2 separate regions of the Homo sapiens genome follow, and region 2 is linked to region 1. Evidence: chromatin loops called from intact Hi-C (ENCODE). Cell type or tissue: CD4-positive, alpha-beta T cell. All regions are shown on one strand. Each heading gives the region's core, and the rest is flanking DNA. Links, peaks and the distances in the headings are about the cores only.

Evidence for each region. A loop is a pair of places that touch in the nucleus more often than their neighbours do. Peaks named below come from ENCODE experiments on the same cell type or tissue, not always from the same donor. Only the 100,000 strongest peaks of a DNase experiment are listed, where the experiment ranks them.
Region 2: a loop joins it to region 1, with 2.3 times the contacts of the local background. A loop is called at or near these places in 30 of 110 quality-filtered maps.

Annotation. Positions count from the first base shown.
Region 1 is chr15:75,808,431-75,811,350 of GRCh38, forward strand. No RefSeq gene overlaps it. Among named protein-coding and RNA genes, the nearest start is that of UBE2Q2, 34 kb to the right of the region's middle. In CD4-positive, alpha-beta T cell, for the core only: no CTCF peak of the experiment used is centred there; a DNase peak (open chromatin) is centred at 1,721.
Region 2 is chr15:75,920,506-75,923,425 of GRCh38, forward strand. All of the region lies in intron 5 of FBXO22 (F-box protein 22), which reads left to right. Among named protein-coding and RNA genes, the nearest start is that of FBXO22, 18 kb to the left of the region's middle. In CD4-positive, alpha-beta T cell, for the core only: a CTCF peak has its summit at 1,424 (motif pointing left); a DNase peak (open chromatin) is centred at 1,416.

The DNA of each region.
Region 1 (2,920 bases), core at 158-2,657:
CTTTCAGGATCTTTACACTAGGCTGCCCTACCTGGGGGTTAGGAAGCCATAGGCATCCTGGTCATAAGTCTGGACCCCAAAAAGGGCTTCTGCCAGCCTGCTAAGGGTTCCAGAGGGCAGGACTGAGGGGTGGTGGGAGGAGCCCAGCCTGGACGGCCGAGATATATATAGTGCTCTTGATTCATCTCTTGGAACTTTTCACCCATCAAGTTTAGGCTCCCAGTGGGGCACACATGGGAAAGACAATGCCCATGTCTTCAACTAGTTTCCCCATCAGAAGTGGTCATTGCACCAAGCACCCTCCTCCATTAAAACCGGACAGGCCAAGGGCCGCTTTCCTAATGGATGAGTCTTCTTGGTCTGTCTCATGTTCCCAACAGAGCTCCCTCCATGGGATGGGAAGGTGCCATCCCAGGGCCGCCGTTTTGACCCAGCCTCCAGCCAAAGCTGGTCCCCCTGCCAAGCAGGCCCTAGAGTTACACTGGAGAGTGACAAGCCTCATCTGAAGATTTCTTGCTGAAAATTGTCAGTTTCCTGCACAAGTACATCCTGGCAGTTTACACATTTATGCTTAGCGTTCCATTACTGGAACGCTAAGCTTGTGGAGTTATTTATATCCTACTGCTCAGTGTCATCGCCAAGGTCTGATTTTTCACAGAAAAACATTTGCAACCTCTGACATAATGAGTTAATTCAAATTAAACCCAGAAGGAGACTGCTGCTTCAGTCTCAACTGCTTGGAAATTGTGCTATGTAGAGCTTTCGTTTACTGAAAATTGTGCCTTCAGACTCTGTGCAGATTAACCTACTACATAGAGCAAGTACACACATAGGGCACCAACCAAGGACAAGTGTGTACCTGTGTGCACACACAAATAGAAAATCCAAAAATAAATATTTTAATTTCAGCTATCATGGAAGTTTTGTGTCATTTCTCCAAAAATGCCCATGTCAAATTTTATTTTATAATTTAGTCTTGTTTTTATTTAGAATTACTTAAGAAAAAGGGGAGCTGAGTGTGGTGGCTTATGCCTGTAATCCCAGCACTTTGGGAGGCTGAGGCAGAGGATTGCTTGAGCCCAAGAGTTTAAGATCATCCTGGGCAACTTGGTGAAACCCCATCTCTACAAAAAATACAAAAATTAGCCAGATGTGGTGGTATGTGCCTATGGTCCCAGCTGTGCAGGAGACTGAGGTGGGAGATTCATCTGAGTCTGGTAAGTTGACGCTGCAGTGAGCTGTGATCGCATCTTTGCACTCCAGCCTGATGACAGAGAGAAACTGTCTCAAAAAAAAAAAAAAAAAAAAAAAGGAAAAGGAAGAAAGAAAGGCAAAGAAAGAAAGAAAATGAAAGAAGAAAGAAAGAACGAATGAATGAAAGAAAGAAAGAAAGAAAAGAAAGAGAGGAGCTCTGCACAATAATTTTGCAGTGTCTTGGGTCTCTAAAGATCTTAATTAGGACCTAAACTCAGATTAGGCTGGGATCCTGGGCAGTGTGGCCCCAAATACAGTTATGGGAGGCCCTTCCAAGATAAGTCTAGACTGAGATAGAGTAGGTCTCAGGAGAGGGGCTGATATGCCCATGGTTCTCAACCTGGCTGCACCTGGAGAGCTTGGCATCACCTGGAGAGCTTGAAAACATTCTGATGCCCAAGCCCCACCCTAGAGATTCTGAGCTAATTGGTGGGGGATGGCCTGGGCACCAGGAATTTTCACAGCTCACCTGATGATGGCACTGTGCAGCCAGGGTAGAGAAATACTGACCTTTGCTTTCTCCACGTTGTGTCTGCCTTGGTTTTCCCATATTCCCCCAGGCTCCAGGATCTGAATGAACTACAGGAATTGAGAATTAGCCCTCCCACCCAGCCACTTTCTTCCCCTGCTGGGGAATCTTTGAGCCTTCATTTTGGCTATAGGCCTCGATATAACTCATCGGCCCAGGGATCGGGGCAGGAGTGGGGCTCCTGGCAGAGAGCAGAGTGTGGGCTTTGTAGTTACACAGACTTGCATTCAAGTCCCAGCTCTGTGATGTCAGAAGAAGATCTGATCCATAGTTGGTTACCCTGCGAAGTGGAGAAAGTGTCCGCCTAACCGGCAAGATCTCTTTGAGACTGAAATGAGAGAAAGCTGGGGCAACAAGTGAGTTCCTTCCGCGCCATTTCTGTGAGCTGGCCCTGTAGCTTCTCCTTGGTCCTTTGAGTTCTCAGCTTTAGCTCTCTTACTCCTGCTCCTTCTCCTCACTCTCTCTCTTTTCCACCCTGGATAAGTGCCCTGCTTCTCCCCACAGGTTAACCACCCTCCCCCGTACCCAGTGGGTGATGAAAGTCTTCCCTGGTTGTGCCAGCATCTCCCTGATACTTCCTTTCTCTCCTGCATTCAACCATGATGAAGCCCAGCACAGTCTCCCTCTCTTGTGCCCCATTTCCACCACAAGGTCACTGTCAGCTCTTACACAGACATCCCCAGTAGCTTCCACTTTGGCCTCTTCCAACCAGCCATTCTGGTATTGCAGCCATATTCATCTTTAAAAGCCCAATATTATTAAGTCACTCTCTTGCTAAATTCTGCAATGGCTTTGACTCACCCTTGGCCTGCAGGATCTGGCCCCTGCCTGCCTCTGCAGCCACCTTTTGCTTCATTCTTTCTCTCTTACTCCCTCTATCACCTCAGATCCCTGAGGGTTCCCTCCCTCCTACCTCAGGACCTTTGCACATGCTGTTCTCTCTGCCAGAAACACTTCTCTTTGACAGTGAATGCCTTCTCAAATATCCCTTATTTGGGGTGTTGACTACCCACCCCATCAGATTAGGTCCCTCACTATATGCTCTTATATCTCTTTATACTTTTTCAATTAAATAAATTTTGATCACGTGATTTATGGCCATCTCCCCTACTAGACTGTAAGCTCCATAACATCAAG
Region 2 (2,920 bases), core at 269-2,768, 110 kb after region 1:
CTCATAATGTAGAACTCCTACATTAATTTTATTCAGGCTGGTATGGTGGCTCATGCCTGTAATTTCAGTACTTTGGGAAGCTGAGGCGGGAGGATCGCTTGAGCCCAGGAGTTCGAGACCAGCCTGGACAATATAGTGAGACCTCACCTCTACAAAAAAACTAAAAAACTAGCCAAGCATGGTGGCACGCACCTGTAGTCCCAGCTACTTAGGAGGCTGAGGTGGGAGGATTGCTTGAGCCCAAGAGGCGGAGGTTGCCGTGAGCTGAAGTCACGCCACTCTACTGCAGCCTGGGTGACAGAGTGAGACCCTGTCTCAAAAATAAATAAATAAATAAAAATTTATTCAGCATGTTAAAGGTGACATAACTGGATGTAGATTCTGTCTCAGTGACATTCCAGAAAAGGTATGAAGAATACATATACAGTCATATGTTGCTTAATGACGGGGATGAGTTCTGAGAAATGCATCTTTAGGCAATGTTGTTGTTGTGTGAATGTCATAGTACTTACACAGACCTAGATGTTACAGCCTACTATATGTGTAGGCTATACAGTGTAGCCTATTGCCCCTAGACTACAAACATGGACAGCATGTTACTGTACTGAATACTGTAGGCAGTTGTAACACAATGGTAAGTATTGGTGTATCTGAACATATCTAAACATTAAAAAGGTACAGTAAAAACATGGTATGAAAGACAGTATACCTCTATAGGGCACTTAACATGAATGGGACTTGCAAGACTAGAAGTTGGTGTGGGGTGAGTCAGTGAGTGGTGAGTGAATGTGAAGGCCTAGCCCTGTATACTACTATATAGTTTATAAACACTGTATGCTTAAGCTACATTAAATTAATTGAAACATTTTTGTTTGGCCGGGCACAGTGGCTCATGCCTGTAATCCCAGCAGTTTGGGAGGTCCGAGGTAGGTGGATCCCTTGCGATCAGGAATTTGAGACAAGCCTGGTCAACATGGTGAAACCCCATCTCTACTAAAAATACAAAAATTAGCTGGGCATAGTGGTGTGCGCCTGTAGTCCCAGCTACTGTAGGCTGAGGCAGGAGAATCGCTTGAACCTGGGAGGCAGAGGTTGTAGTAAGCCAAGATTACACCACTGCACTCCAGCCTGGGCGACAGCGAGACTCTATCTCAAAAAAATAAAATAAAATTGTTCTTTAATAATAAATTAACTTTAGCTAGACAAAAAAAATTTCCATTTATATCCTTATTCTGTAAGCTTTTCTCCACCTTTAATTTTTTTTTTAACTTTTTAAGCTTTTTGTTAAAAACTAAAACACAGTCACACACATTAGCCTAGGCCTATACAGAGTCAAGATAATATCACTGTCTTCCACCTCCACATCTCGTCCCACTGCAAGGTCTTCAGGGCAGTAATACATGTGGAGCTGTCATTTCCTATGACAACAGTGCCTCCTTCTGGAATACGTCCTGAAGGACCTGCCTGAGGCTGTTTTACAGTTAACTTTTTTTTTTTTTTAATAAGTAGGAGGGGTAACCTCTAAAATTACAATTAAAAGTATAGGATAGTAAATCATAAGCCAGTAACATAGTCATTCATTGTCATTGCCAAGTATGCATTGTACGTGATTGTATGTGCTATACTTTTATACGACTGGCACTGCAATAGGCTTGTTTACAACAGCATCACCACAGACATTTGAGTAATGCGTTGTGCTACACATTAGGCAGTAGGAATTTTGTAGCTCTGTTAATCTTCTGGCACCACTGTTGCATATGCTTACTGTGCGTGTCACCACGCCTGGCTGTCCTTGACCAAAGTGTTATGTGGTGCTTGACTGCATAATCATAACCCAAGTGAGTATGTGAGGTGTTCTGTGAGAGCAGAATGGGTAGATTGCTGTAGGGGTTCTGCCAGTGGGAGGGATCAAGGAGGCTTCCAGAAGCAGGTGGTATTTAAGCCCTTGAAGGATGGGAAGCATATGAGAGATATGGATGAGTAATATCACTGGCTGAAGGAACATAGAAACACAGGCACAGAGCCAGGAAATCCCAGAGCATGTTGGAGAAATAGTAATCATTTTGCAAGCAAAGGTTATGTGCAGGGAAGTCATGGGAACAAAGGGTGGGGCGCATTCAGGCCAGGCTAAAGAGTCTGGGCTTAGCTCCTGTACACAGAAAATGGTAGCTGTTACTCAGATGTCATCGAGCAGAGGTGAATGTGGCCCTCCTGTGTGGGGAGACACTGGAAGCGGGAGACCACTTTAGAGTCCAGGCAAGAAATAACACTAGGGCATGAGGACTAGGGAATGAATTGGAGGAAATGAACAAATGATTAGATGTGAAAGAGAAGGGAAGCCTCAGTAATTACTTTTGAGTTTTGATCCTAGGAGACAAGGGTGATGGTGGTGCAGAGACCAGAAATAGGAACACTGGGACAGGAGGAGCGGGATTGGGAGAAGAAATTGGGAAAAATCAAACCCCATTAGAGATGCTTGTTTTGGCTGTTGATTCAGTGCTGCTGCTAAAGGTCATATGGCCAAACCTTTTGTGTGCTGCCTTTTTTGTCCAGAGAGGTGACATAGCTGTTTCCTGGGCAGTACTCTGTCCTCTGTCCACCTGAGCATCCTGGGAATCTTTGATGAGGCCCTGATATGTGGCACTGGTTGAAGCTAGGACCCTAGTTTTGTCAGTTTATAAGAGCCAAAATCTTGAGCAGCAGAAACCCTTTTGTGATAAAATTGCTATATTTGTTAGATCATATTTGCATTATAGTGCCAAGTATAGGAATGAGAAAACTGGAAGGAAAAACAACCCCAGAATTATTGTGCTCTGTGAAGCTTTCTTATAGGTGTCCTTTCCTGAGCTGCTTGATGTCAGCAGTTTTGGCTTATTCCAAGGCATCATTTTCTTCTGGAAATTGAAGCTTTGCCCAGCTT